Linked DNA regions of Homo sapiens: regions 1 and 2 are each linked to region 3. A link is an interaction called in ENCODE POLR2A ChIA-PET data of the cell type or tissue named here. Cell type or tissue: HepG2. All regions are shown on one strand. Links, peaks and the distances in the headings refer to the core of each region. The heading gives the core; the rest is flanking DNA. Region 1 overlaps SRP68 (signal recognition particle 68). Region 2 has its middle 8.2 kb from the start of SPHK1. Region 3 overlaps TEN1 (TEN1 subunit of CST complex).

Region 1 (4,000 bases), core at 1-4,000, 67 kb after region 3:
ATATACATTATATATTGTATATTATACAATATATTATATTTATTTTATATATATATATATATATATATATATATATATATAAAATATATATATATATTTTTTTTGAGATGGAGTCTTGCTCTGTCCCCCAGGCTGGAGCGCAGTGGCACAATCTCAGCTCACTGCAAGCTCCGCCTCCCGGGTTCACACCATTCTCCTGCCTCTGCCTCCTGAGTAGCTGGGACTACAGGTGTCCGCCACTACGCCCAGCTAATTTTTTGTATTTTTAGTAGAGATGGGGTTTCACCGTGTTAGCCAGGATGGTCTCGATCTCCTGACTTTGTGATCTGCCCACCTTGGCCTCCCAAAGTGCTGGGATTACAGGCGTGAGCCACCACGCCCGGCCTAAGAATATAGATATATTAATCACAGGTTGATTTTTAAAGAGAAATACGTATTTAACCAATAAAATGTGATACATAGGCAATTTATTATGATTTATTCACTTCCCAGGAAAGAACTTCAAAAGAAGGAAATTTGTTTTCTGCATTTTACTTAACCATTTTCTGAGCTATAACATAAGCATCAGAAGTTGAATAAAACCTTGCAATATCTACCATCTCTTTTTTAAAAAACTCACTTCCAAAAAAAAGTTTACTTTGTGAACTTTCCAGGTACAAGATTGTAAGCTTTCATCTATATATCAAAACATGACCTTTCTTAAAAAGTTACAGCTAGATGGCCACGTGCAGTGGCTCACGCTTGCAATCCCAGCACTTTGGGAGGTCAAGGCAGGTGGGTGGATCACGAGGTCAGGAGCTCGGGACCAGCCTGGCCAACACAGTGAAACCCTGTCTCTACTAAAAATAAAAAAATTAGCCAGGCGTGGTGGCACGTGCCTATAATCCCACCTACTCGGGAGGCTGAGGCAGGAGAATTGCTTGAACCTGACAGGCAGACGTTGCAGTGAGCTGAGAACGCGCCACTGCACTCCAGCCTGGGCGACAAAGCAAGACTCTGTCTGAAAAAAAAAAAAAAAAAAGTTACAGCTAGTTATAAAAAACCAAGAGCTTGGGAATACTCATTCTATTTTATGGAATGAAGCGTTGCCCAATTTTAAAAAAAGGATAAAAAAAATCAAGAGCTGATAAACAAAACATGCTAACTTCTCCTCTTAAAAGCAAGTTCGGAAAGTTTTTTTCCTCTTCTGACTGTCACTTTCTAACACTAAGAAACTCTGTTCTGTTTAACTGCAGCTTTTTAAAATGTCTTTAATCTCCACAATAAACAAGCTGAATGTTGAGGTACTAACCTGAGCCTCTAATTTGGTCTTGGCATCCACGCGATTGCTCTCACACAAGCGTTCCAATTCCTCTGCATGCTTCACGGCTTTGCGTAGGCGAGATAACAAGTGAAACCGTTTTCGGGGTTCAGTGTTGGCTTCCTGTTTCAGCTGCATGGCGTAGCTCCAGGCTCTTTCAGCATCCATCAGAACCAGAAGCAAGTATCTAGACCAGAGACAGAAGTGGGGAGACAATAAAGGCCATCAACAGACCCAGATATTCTCTGAGGTGTAATCTTCGGCTTCTCGGCTTTTCTTTATACTCTCCCGCCTTTGCCACTCTCAAAACAACTCTTCTGATATTCTCAGCCATGACTCTAAACCAGTATCTCTATTCCTAACCTGGGCTCAATCTCAGGTTTCTCATCATCTACTAGACACATCTCATTGAAAAGCCTCTACCACCTCAAACACGGTAAATCCAGAATCATGACCTACCCCTCCTGAATGTTGTCAAACAGACACGGTCTAGGCACACGATCTGGCCTCATTTTTGAATCAACACTTCCTTCATCTCAATCCAGTTAGAAAAGTCCTTAAGAGGCAGTATATTGCCTAGGTGCGGTGGTTCACACCTATAATCCCAGCACTTTGGGAGGCTGAGCCAGGCATATCACCTGAGGTCAGGAGTTCGAGATCAGCCTGGCCAACATGGTGAAACCCCATCTCTACTAAAAATACAAAAATTAGCTGGGTGTGTTGGTATGCGCCTGTAATCCCAGCTACTTGGGAGGCTGAGGCAGGAGTATCTCTTGAACCGAGGAGGCGGAGGTTGCAGTGAGCTGAGATCACGCCACTATACTCTCGTTTGGGCAACAGGGCAAGACTCCATCTCAAAAAAAAAAAAAAAAAAAAGAGGCAGTATATTAAAGTGGTGATAAACAAGAGCTCCAGAGCCCGGGACAGAATCCCAGTGCCACCGCTTACTAGCTGTGTGACTGTGGGCAAAGTACTAACCTTTCTGCGCACCGCTCTCCCATGTAGTAATACAAATAACACATTTAGACCAGAACCTGGCACTTACTAAGTGCTCAGTAAGGTCGTTAACTACTTTATTATTATACTGGTGAATCTTTCTTTACTGCCTTGATCAATCTGTCTTAAACTTCAGCTTAACCTTGTCTCTTCAGAGTAAAGGATCTTGCTATCATAAGATAGTCCAGGCTCGGTGTAGTGGCTCATGTCTGTAATCCCAGTACACTGGGAGGCTGAGGTGGGAGGATCACTTGAGGCCAGGAGTTTGAAACCAGCCTGGTCAGCACAGCGAGATCCCATCTTTACAAAAGAAAAAAAGAGAAAAGTTAGCTGGGCATGGTGGTACATGCCTATAGTCCCAGCTACTCAGGAGGGTGAGACAGGAGTTGTTCAAGGCTGCAGTAAGCTATGATCCCACTGCTACACTCCAGCCTGGGTGACAGTGAGACCCTGTCTCAAAAAAAAAAAAAAAAAAAAAAGGGAGAGTCCAGATTTCTCCCAACTGGTTCTCATGAGATTTAATCACTACATCCTGCTGCATCCTATTATGGTCTCCAGGCTCTAGCTTTCTGACTGTACACACCAAGCTCACAACCTTTTCACTGCCTGAGTAGCAGCTAACAAGTGTCCAGAGCTTTACAGTTCCTAGACTGCATGCACGGATACCAGGGCATGCTGCTTCCCCCGACACAGAATGTTCTTCACTCTCACAAATCCTTCAAGGTCAAGCCTCCTCTGTGTGGGCTTACTGACTTCCCTGTCAAAAGCCTTCAAGCTCAAGTCTCCTTTCCAAGGCTTTAGAATGCTGAACAGTAAATGATATACAACATTGCACTTTTACTGTAGCATTCCCTGGTTTGCACTGACCAACATTTTCCAATAAGATGAAAGTCAATGAGGTTCAAGGACCATGCCTCCTCTCCTTCTATATCTAGTGTGTCACAACTACTCTGCTGATGTAGCACAAAGCAGCTCTAAACAATACCTATGTGAATGGGCGTGGCTGGGTTCCAATAAAACTTCATTTACACAAAAGGTGGCAGCAGCGTAATTTGGCCCGTAACTGTGAGGAAGACCCGGGGGCCTTGACTACATGTTGCCTGACAGACTAAAAATTCTTCAGCAAATGCCAAGCACTGGTGTATTCAGCACTGAAATACAAGACTCTTCTATAATAATTTACACACCAGCCTGGCGCAGTAGCTCACGTCTGTAATCCCAGCACTTTGGAAGGCAAGAGGTGGGTGGATCACCTGAGGTCAGGAGTTCAAGACAAGCCTGGCCAACATGGTGAAACCCTGTCTCTACTAAAAATACAAAACTCAGCTGGGCGTGGTGTCACGTGCCTGTAATCCCAGCTACTCCGGAGGCTGAGGCAGGAGAAGCTTGAACCCGGGAGGTGGAAGTTGCAGTGAGGTGAGACGACACCACTGCACTCCAACCTGGGCAACAGAGTGAGACTCCGTCTCAAAAAAAAAAAAAAACACACCACTCAACCACTCAATTTCATTAAGATATATTGATATATGCATCTAGTTTCAGACATTGAAATTTATATTCTAGAAACCTTACCTAATAATCAATTAGATTCTAATCACTGACTTCAACATTTGCCATCCCAACAGGTTTTTTTTTTTTTTTTTTGGTTTTAAAAAGCAGAGTTTAATAGGCAAGAAGGGAGAAGAAGCTTCCCTGTACAGAGAC
Region 2 (5,563 bases), core at 793-4,792, 380 kb after region 3:
GACCCTGTCTCAAAAAAAAAAAAAAAAAAAGACTCAGGCCTCCGAGACAAGCACGCTCTTCAGCGTCCTGGGCTTTGCTGTGGCTCCTGGCTCCCGCTCAGCCTTTCCCAGGCGGCATGCTCCTATACCACTAAAGGCTGCAAATTGAGGTGACAGATCTGCTAGTGGGACTGCACATGCCTCTTCCCTCAGGAATGACACGCCTGCCAAGAGCTGAAAGGAGGCAGAGCCAACCCTGAGTTTATCATCTTTTGCAGTTATTGAGTGTTTTCTTTCTTTAGAAGCTCAAAATTCTCAATCTGAGAGTCAAGTAATGGCAGATACTTGTCACACGGCAATTGGAATCGGAACTCGGTCTTTTTTTTTTTAGGCGGAGTTTCGCTCTTGTTGCCCAGGCTGGAGTGCAGTGGCGCAACCTCAGCTCACTGCAACCTCCGCTTCCCGGGTTCAAGCAATTCTCCTGCCTCAGCCTCCTGAGTAGCTGGGATTACAGGCATGTGACACCACGCCCAGCTAATTTTGTATTTTTAGTAGAGACGGGGTTTCACCATGTTGGTCAGGCTGGTCTCAAACTCCTGATCTCAGGTGATCCGCCCGCCTCAGCCTCCCAAGATGCTGGGATTATAGGCGTGTGCCACTGAACCCAGTCTTAAATGGTTTGTGCTTGTTTGCAAATGCCGCACGTCCTGATGCTATAGATTTTTCTAGGCCATGCAGAGTCACGAAGACTGATGTGTCTTTTTAACTCTGCATTGGGACCATCTGTACCTCAAGGGACCCATCAGCCTGCTGTGCCCAGCCAGGAGGAGGTGGAGTGTTGGACGGTGCCTTTCCTGGCCCTCCATTGCTGCAATGCACCCGGCTCCCTCCCTGGGGTGCCGTGCTGCATCTGCCAGCGATTCCAATGGGAGAGGTCTGCCTGCGGGCATTTCTTGAGGATTTTTGTGTGCAGAACCTTGCTGATTATAGTTCTAGGGAAGATGCGAAAAGAGAAAAGAAAAGGTATGTCCTCCAGCCACTTGTATGCTCCTCACTGATCTGAAAGGAGCACTCTCTGGGCCCTCTCAATTTTTTTTTTTTTTTTTTTTTTTTTTTTTTTGAGATGGAGTTTTGCTCTTGTTGCCCAGGCTGGAGTGCAATGGCGCCATCTCGGCTCACCACAACTTCCGCCTCCCGGGTTCAAGCACTTTTCCTGCCTCAGCCTCCGGAGTAGCTGGGATTACAGGCATGCGCCACCACGCCCGGTTAATTTTTTTTTATATTTAGTAGAGACGGGGTTTCTCCATGTTGGTCAGCCTGGTCTCGAACTCCCAAACTCAGGTGATCTGCCCGCCACGGCCTCCCAAAGTGTTAGGATTACAGGCGTGAGCCACTGCGCCCAGCCCCTCAATTTTGTTTTTTAAAATAATTTCAGTATTAGCCTGCATGCGTTGAGGTATCAGAGACATTAAAATATCAAACTTGCAGGTCCCCTGAGGTCAGGAGTTCAAGACTAGCCTGACCAACATGGAGAAACCCTGTATCTACTAAAAATACAAAAATTAGCTGGGAGTGGTGGCAGCCGCCTGTAATCTCAGCTACTTGGGAGGCTGAGGCAGGAGAATCTCTTGAATCCAGGAGGTGGAGGTTGCAGTGAGCCAAAATCGCACCACTGCACTCCAGCCTGGGTGACAGAGTGAGGCTCTGTCTCAAAAAAATATGTTAACAAAATAAAATTAAAAAATCAAACTCTCCAGCCCTTATAAAGGTAATCACTTGGTTACCCATTCAGTTTCAAAATGGTGAGTTTCAGGCACTGCTAGGATCATCAAATGGTGCCTTGAAGGAAAAATGACATCTTAACTCATTCTCAAGATGCCAGTCACGTTGCCGTGATCAGGACTTTAGGGCAATGAGCAAAGAGAACAAGGAACTCTGCTGTCTGAAACAGCTCTCCTGTCGGATCAGCCTAGCGTCACTCCTGTAGCTGCACAAAAGCTCATGGGCACCAGCCTGGAATTAGGCGTCCCTTGTCCTAAGCACCCCTCCCCAGCCCCAGCTGTCCAGCCCATCCTGTCTAATCATTACTTAAATTACCAGGGTTGTGTCTGGAAAGAATTGAAGGGTTTGACCTTCAGAAGACAAGCCTCCAGGGGAGGGGAATTTCTATTTTTTGGCATGTGGATAATGAACACAGGGGAGGGCAATCCCTGCTCCGGGCTCCATGTCTTTTTCCAGCTTGTCAAAATAGGACGTCCACACCCTCCTTTGCCCCCAAGTCCCCCCACTAATTGGCATCAATCGAGGAAGTCTGAGCGACTGCATGTTTAGGTAAAAGAGGAAAGGGGTGGGGTGGGGCGCAGTGGCTCACGCCTGTAATCCCAGCACTTTGGGAGGCCGAGGCGGGCAGATCACAAGGTCAGGAGTTCGAGACTGGCCTGAACAACATGGAGAAACACCGTCTCTACTAAAAATATAAAAATTAGCCGGGCATGGTGGTGCATGCCTGTAATCCCAGCTACTCAGGAGGCTGAGGCAGGAGAATCGCTTGAACCCAGGAGACGGAGGTTGCAGTGAGCCAAGATTGCGCCACTGCACTCCAGCCTGGGTGACAGAGCAAGACTCCATCTCAAAAAAAAAAAAAAAAAAAAAATAGAGGAAAGGAGTGAACCCCTGAGTGGCCAGCTGGGTGCCTCAACGGGGTGTCTCCAAAGGCAGCTTGTGCTTGTTTGTGACCAGGGTGACAAAGGACTTCACTGTCCTGTAGCACAGATGAGGTTCCACCCTCAGGTGGGTGGAAACAGCCCAGGCCATTAGTGCAAATCCCCTGCCTGGCCCAGGGCCACGTTCAGCCCACTGTCTGTTTGCTTTGGGACCCACCCAAGGTCACATTTTAGCTTTTGAGAAATGTGAAAGTGGAAAACATTGCAAAACAAAAAGCCCCTGGAAAACTGTGCACACACCCATCCCCTCAGCCTGATGCTCCAGCTTGGCTGCTAGGAGATCAATGCAGCTCTGCCTTCCTGCTCCCTGTGCAGAGGTGCCGGCTCCTGCTTCCTGGTTCCCAGCTTTCCTTTTGGGAACTGCCTGAGGTGGTTTGACACACAGCTGTTGGGCTTCTCTTCCCTTGAGGTCTCTGAACCAGGGCACCCATGCAGGTAAACACAAAAGCGGAGTGGGGTGGAATGGGGGTGCTGGCTGTAGCCTCGGCAGAAGGGGACCCGCCTCTCTCCTCACGAGTATCCAGGATGTGGGACTGGATATTGACCAGACCAGAACCCACTTTGGGCCCACATGGGAGCTAATGTCAGCAGGGGCCTGTGGACTGTTCCCATTGAACGGCTCTTCCTGCTAGCTGTGGTTCTCAGTGTGGCTGGCCTGGTCCAGCCTGGCACAGGACAGGACCTGGGAGGGCCACACATTTCCCACCTCCATTTTGTGCCCAGGGGACCTGTGCCAGCAGCAAGCCCTTCCTGCAAAGCAGTGTGGGGAATTCTGCCAGGCTGCAGATGGATGGGCCGGTCTGCTTCCACCCCTTCCTCAGGTGCAAAGTTGGGGTTTTGCGATCCTGTAATTACTATGTTTAGCAAAGTTGCCAATTTCTCCCTTTAGGGTAATTTTCAAAAATGGAAACCAATTTTCTTTGTAGGGGCTTCTGCTGGATAAACCAACCACCACAAAGTCTACAGAAACATGTCTCCACCCCAGCCTCACTCCACAAATGCTTCTTTGGTGGAAGGCTGGTTCCTGGTTTGTGTTCATTTGGGTAGAGCTGGGGAGGGAGTAGGAGTCAGAAATGAAGGTTCTGGAGCCCAAAAGCCACTGTTCCCAGACTAAGTTTGCCTAATCATCTGTGGTTGGCAAAACCCCTCAAAGATGTCCACGTCATAATCACTGGAACTTGTGAGTGCGTGTTACCCTATATGGCAAGAGGGATTTTGCAGATATGATTACGGATTTTGAGAAGGGGAGATTGTCCTGGGTTCTCTGGGTGGGGTGAATGTCATCACAGGGTCCTTATATGAGGGAGGCAGGAAGGTCAGAGTCAGAAGAGTTGTGTCAATGGGAGCAGAGGTCACACAGAGATAGACTGGAAGATGCTATGCTGCCGGCTCTCGAGGTAAAGGAAGGGGCCCTGAGCCAAGGGATGCAGGTGGCTTCTAGAAGCCAGAAAAGGCAAGGGAACACAGCCCTGCAATTCATCTTATATTAGGTTGGTGCACGAGGAACTGTTTTTTTTTTTTTTTTTTTGAGACGGAGTCTCACTGTCGCCCAGGCTGGAGTGCGGTGGCGCGATCTCAGCTCACTGCAACCTCCCAGGCTGGAGTGCAGTGGCGCAATCTTGGCTCACTGCAACCTCTGCCTCCTGGGTTCAAGAGATTCTCCTGCCTCAGCTTCCCGAGTAGCTGGGACTACAGGCACACGCCACCACGCCTAGCTAATTTTTTATTTTTAGTAGAGACGGGGTTTCACTATGTTGGCCAGGCTGGTCTCAAGCTCCTGACGTCGGGTGATCCACCCGCCTCAGCCTCCCAAAGTGCTGGGATTACAGGAGTGAGCCACCGCACCCGGCCTGTTTGTTTTTTGAGACAGAGTCTCACTCTGCTGCCCAGGCTGGAGTGCAGTGGCACGATCTCAGGCTCACTGCAACCTCCGCCTCCCAGGTTCAAGCGATTTTCCTGCCTCACCCTCCCGAATAGCTGGGACTGCAGGTGTGCACCACCACACCCAGCGAATTTTTGTAGTTTTTAGTAGAGAGGAGGTTTCACTACGTTGGCCAGGCTGATCTCGAACTCCTGACCTCAGGTGATCCACCCGCCTGGACCTCTCAAAGTGCTGGGATTACAGGCATGAGCCACCGCTTCTGGCCTGGGGAAATTGCGTTTTTTGGCATTAAAAGTAATGGTATTAGCAACCATTCTAATACTTCTGATCTTCTGCAAGATAAAAAATTTGTGTTGTTTTAATTGTGTGTAGCAATAGGAACCTAATACCCCATCCAACACGACACTCAGCTTTGCTCTTCCAAAGACTGGGGAAGAAACCCATCTGCTCAGGAAGCTGAGGATGCCATACGCCAAGGTGTAAGATAACATCTGAAAGTCAAGGGAGCAGGAGCACAGGAAGTCTGGCTGCCAGCATAGGCATAAACAACTCCTCCCAGTAGATCACACCTTGGCAAGGCTGGGAGGATGGAGGCCTGGCAGCCAAAAACCCCTTTCCTCCTGTACCCTTAGGAGACTACACTATCTTCTATCAAGACCCCTGGTATTGTTACATCTTTTCATTCAAAACTTGAAACACTGGCCAGGTGCAGTGGCTCATGCCTGTAATCCCAGGGCTTTGGGCAGCTGAGACGGGATGATTACTTGAGCCCAGGTGTTTGAGACCAGCCTGGGCAACATAGGGAGACCACATCTCTACAAAAAATAAAAAAACAAAATTGGCTGGGCTTGGTGGCATGCACCTGTAGTCTCAGCTACTAAAGGGGATGGAGGTGGGAGGATCACTTGAGCCCAGGAGGTCGAGGCTGCAGTGAGCTGTGACTGTGCCACTGCACTCCAGCTTGGGTGACGATGTAAGA
Region 3 (4,000 bases), core at 1-4,000:
AGCTAAGAAGACCAACAGGTGAAGACATGCTGGTGTGTGATAAAACCCATGGACCTGACACCCGCTGGCGCCATCCAAAGGCCCGAGGGCCCCCTGTTCTGGAACTAAGGTGTGGGGCACAGCCTTTCCCAGGCCTACTCCAGAGGCCCTCGGAGCATGCCCAGGCTGAAGGGCACTGGACCACAGCAAACAGCAAGCAGCTGCCCACAAGCCCTTGCCATGCATCCTCTGCCTTCTGCTTTTCTCTCACTGCACCCCTGCACTTTGCCCTCAGAAACCTTCCTTGTGTGGCTGGGCTCAGGAGCTCACTAATCTAGCATGTTCGGAGGCTGAGGTGGGAGGATCACTTGAACCCAGGAGTTTGAGACCAACCTGGGCAACGCAGAGAGACGCCATCTCTACAAAAATGAAAATATTAGTGGGGTGTGGTGGCTTGTGCTTGTAGTCCCAGCTACTTGGGAGGCTGAGGCAGGAGGATGGCTTGAGGCAGGAGTTCGATGCTGCAGTGAGCTATGATCATGCCACTGCACTCCAACCTGGGTGACAAAATGAGACCCTGTTTCTAAAGAAAAAGAAAAGAGGCTGGGCACAGTGGCTCATGCCTGTAATCTCAGAACTTTTGGGAGGCTGAGGCTGGTGGATTACTTGAGTCCAGGAGTTCAAGACCAGCCTGGACGGCCGGGTGTGGTGGCTCACGCCTGTAATCCCAGCACTTTGGGAGGCCGAGGTGGGTGGATCACTTGAGGTCAGGAGTTCGAGACCGGCCTGACCAACATGGTGAAACCCTGTCTCTACAAAAAATACGAAATTAGCTGAGCGTGGTGGCACATGCCTGTAATCCCAGCTATTCAGGAGGCCAAGGCAGGAGAATCGCTTGAAACTGGGAGGCGGAGGTTGCAGTGAGCTGAGATCACACCATTGCACTCCAGCCTGGGTGACAAGAGCAAAACTCCATCTCAAAAAAAAATAATAATAATAACCAGCCTGGGTAACATGGTGAAACCCCGTCTCTACAAAAAATGCAAAAATTAGCAGGGTGCGTTGTTGCACACATGCCTGTAGTCCCAGCTACTGGGGAGGCTGAGGTGGGAGGATCACTTGAGCCAGGGAGGCAGAGATTGCAGTGAGCTGAGACTGTACCACTGTACTGCAGCCTGGGTGACAGAGTGAGACCCTGTCAAAAAAAAAAAAAAAAAGAGAGAGAGAAAGAAAGAAAAAGAAAGAAAAGAAAAGAAAGAGAAAAGAGAAGAGAAAGGGAGGGAGGGAAACCTTCCTGTGTGTCCCCTGTGCACCTCCCTCTTCGAGCATCCTTACAGCTCTGGGACTTGCCCAAACCTTTCTCCCCAAACCACACACCCACAGAGTCTGGAGCAGGGCCGGAGTTTCCCCGGCTCCTCGGGTGTGTCAGCATCACACATCCCTCCCTGTCTCCCTGCTGCCAACCAGTTCCACCACTGTGCACCTCTGCCCCAATTCCACCTCCCACGCCTGCTGCTGCACCTTGGACTTGTTTTCCTGAAATTGCATGCCATCCACTCTCCCTTCTACTTCTGCTGCGTCCCTCTTGCCCTATCAGGACCTGTGGACTCAGGACTCCCGGGCTTTCTCCCCCATCTCTCTTCCCCGTTGGGCCTCACTACCATTTCAGCCACTTTCCTGGCAGCTTCACTCCTGCCCCAAGACCCCAGCCTCCACCCTCCTGGTTCTGCCAACTGTTGAGTGCAGAAAGATCACAGAACTCCAAGGATTTGGAGCTCAATGATTTCAGGGGCTCACTGGCATTCCCCTGCTCTGCCTAGAAATCCTTCCTGTGTCCTGGCCACACCCCCCTCCCCGGCGCCACCACAGCTAGTCCAGAAATTCCCCTGCCTCACAAGAACCCACTTCCTCTCCTCCCCTGTCCCTCCCGGCTTATTGCTTTATGAGCCAGCTAGAATCGAGGCCACAGGCAGCCGTTCTTCCTCCTACCATCAGACACTGAAACGGCCACCGACCATCAGACACTGAAACGGCCACCGTTAGCTCCTTCCTCTAGTCTAAGAGGAAGCGGGGTCCCTCCTACCTAAGGGGTTACCACAGTTCTTCCCTGTCCACATATAAGGTGTTCAAGCCTCCTCTATATGGAAATAATAGTCTCAATGACAAGAAGTCATCTTCTACACTAGAGTCTGACCTACCTGCCCATGACCTTCCCTCCCTTTGCAGACAAACCTCCTAAAAGAACATCTGTGCTCCGTATAACCCCTTCCTCTTCCCAGGCCTCACCCCACTGCATTCTGACTGCTTTTTATAACCCAGGCCCTTCTTCTTTGCTCCAGGTTCTTAATCTTTTTTTTTTTTTCCTGAGATGGAGTCTCGCTCTGTCACCCAGGCTGGGAGTGCAGTGGCACGATCTCTGCTTACTGCAACCTCTGCTTCCTGGGTTCAAGCGATTCTGCCTCAGCCTCCCTAGTAGCTGGGATTACAGGTGCCCGCCACCACACCCAGCTAATTTTTGTCTTTTTAGTAGAGACAGGGTTTCACCATGTTGGCCAGGCTGGTCTTCAGCTCCTGACCTCAGGTGATCCGCCTGCGTCAGCCTCCCAGAGTGCTGGGATTACAGATGTGAGCCACTGCGCCTGGCCTTTTTCCTTTTTTTTTCCTTTTTTTTTTTTTTTTGAGACAGAGTCTCATTCTGTTTCCCAGGCTGGAGTGCAGTGGCGCAATCTTGGCTCACTGCGACATCCACCTCCCCGGTTCAAGTGATTCTCGTGCCTCAGCCTCCCAAGTAGTCGGGCCTGGGTAACTTTTGTATTTTTAGTAGAGACAGGGTTTTCGCTTGTTGGCCAGGCTGGTCTTGAGCTCCTGGCCTCAAGTGATCTGCTTGTCTTGCCCTCCCAAAGTGTTGGGATTACAGTGTTGGGAGCCACCGCGCCACGCCCCGATTCCTCTCTGACCTGTGTCAGCACTGGGGCTAACAGAAGCTGAGACACACAGGCAACCTCATGTTTCAAATGAGTTCATTGCCTAAGGGTAGCCTGTATAGACAGCTAGGCAGGATGACACCCTGAATTCTGCCCTCAGGCTGTGCTATAAATGACCTAGACTAGAGGAAAGGGCAGGCAGAGCCTTTATCTCAAACAGCGTCAAAAGAAAACAATGTAATAGCCTAGAACATTGAATCTATTTATTTACTTATTTTGAGACAGAGTCTCACTCTGTTGCCCAGGCTGGAGTGCAGTGGCTTGATCTCGGCTCACTGCAACGTCTGCCTCCCAGGTTCAAGCGATTCTCCTGCCTCAGCCTCCCGAGTAGCTGGGTTTACAGGTGCCAGCTACCACACCTGGCTAATTTTTGTATTTTTAGTAGAGACGGGGTTTTGCCGTGTTGGCCAAGCTGGTCATGAACTCCTGACCTCAGGTGATCCACCCATCTCGGAAATCTATTTATTAAAGTGCTCAGAGAGCAGAAAGAGCATGAGTGCAAAAAATTTTTTTAACTTTTTTTTTTCTCTTGCAAGCTATGACTGGGGAAAAAAGAAAGAAAAAAAAAATGTCAGCAATGCACAGTGGCTCACGCCTATAATCCATGCATGTTGGGAGGCCGAGGCGGGCAGATCACTTGACCCCAGGAGTTTGAAACCAGCCTGGGCAACATGGCGAGACCCCATCTCTACAAGAAATACAAAAATTAGCTGGGTGTGGTGGTGCGTCCCTGTAGTCCCAGCTCCTCAGGAAGCTGAGATGATCACCTGAGCCTGGGAGGTGGAGGCTACATTGAGCCATGATTGAGCCACTGCATTCCAGCCCAAGTGACAGAGCAACACCCTGTCTCAAAAAAAAAATTTTTTTTTTTAGGTGGAGTCTTGCTCTGTTGCCCAGGCTGGAGTGCAGTGGCGTGATCTTGGCTCACTGCAACCTCCACCTCCTGGGTTCAAGCAATTCTCCTGCCTCAGCCTTCCAAGTAGCTGGGATTACAGGCATGCACCACTACACGCGGCTAATTTTTGTATTTTTAGTAG

The links. ChIA-PET counts read pairs that join two places held together with the same protein. Peaks named below come from ENCODE experiments on the same cell type or tissue, not always from the same donor. Only the 100,000 strongest peaks of a DNase experiment are listed, where the experiment ranks them.
Region 1: POLR2A ChIA-PET joins it to region 3 with 7 read pairs; 8 of 35 experiments call an interaction of 5 or more read pairs at or near these places.
Region 2: POLR2A ChIA-PET joins it to region 3 with 6 read pairs; 1 of 35 experiments calls an interaction of 5 or more read pairs at or near these places.

What each region holds. Positions count from the first base shown.
Region 1 is chr17:76,062,685-76,066,684 of GRCh38, forward strand. SRP68 (signal recognition particle 68) reads right to left here. Exons shown (of 16, transcript NM_014230.4): 4 at 1,292-1,487. Among named protein-coding and RNA genes, the nearest start is that of SRP68, 7.8 kb to the right of the region's middle. In HepG2, for the core only: no CTCF peak of the experiment used is centred there; no DNase peak of the experiment used is centred there.
Region 2 is chr17:76,373,676-76,379,238 of GRCh38, forward strand. No RefSeq gene overlaps it. Among named protein-coding and RNA genes, the nearest start is that of SPHK1, 8.2 kb to the right of the region's middle. In HepG2, for the core only: no CTCF peak of the experiment used is centred there; DNase peaks (open chromatin) are centred at 2,076 and 2,816; H3K4me3 peaks cover 1,333 bases.
Region 3 is chr17:75,995,528-75,999,527 of GRCh38, forward strand. The region is part of intron 3 of TEN1 (TEN1 subunit of CST complex); the gene reads left to right. The region is part of intron 3 of TEN1-CDK3 (TEN1-CDK3 readthrough (NMD candidate)); the gene reads left to right. It overlaps LOC124904061 (a long non-coding RNA gene), which reads right to left. Exons shown (of 2, transcript XR_007065911.1): 2 at 3,145-4,000. Among named protein-coding and RNA genes, the nearest start is that of CDK3, 3.3 kb to the right of the region's middle. RefSeq lists enhancers at 1,770-1,849, 2,020-2,069. In HepG2, for the core only: no CTCF peak of the experiment used is centred there; DNase peaks (open chromatin) are centred at 1,514, 1,844, 2,667 and 3,014; H3K4me3 peaks cover 1,163 bases.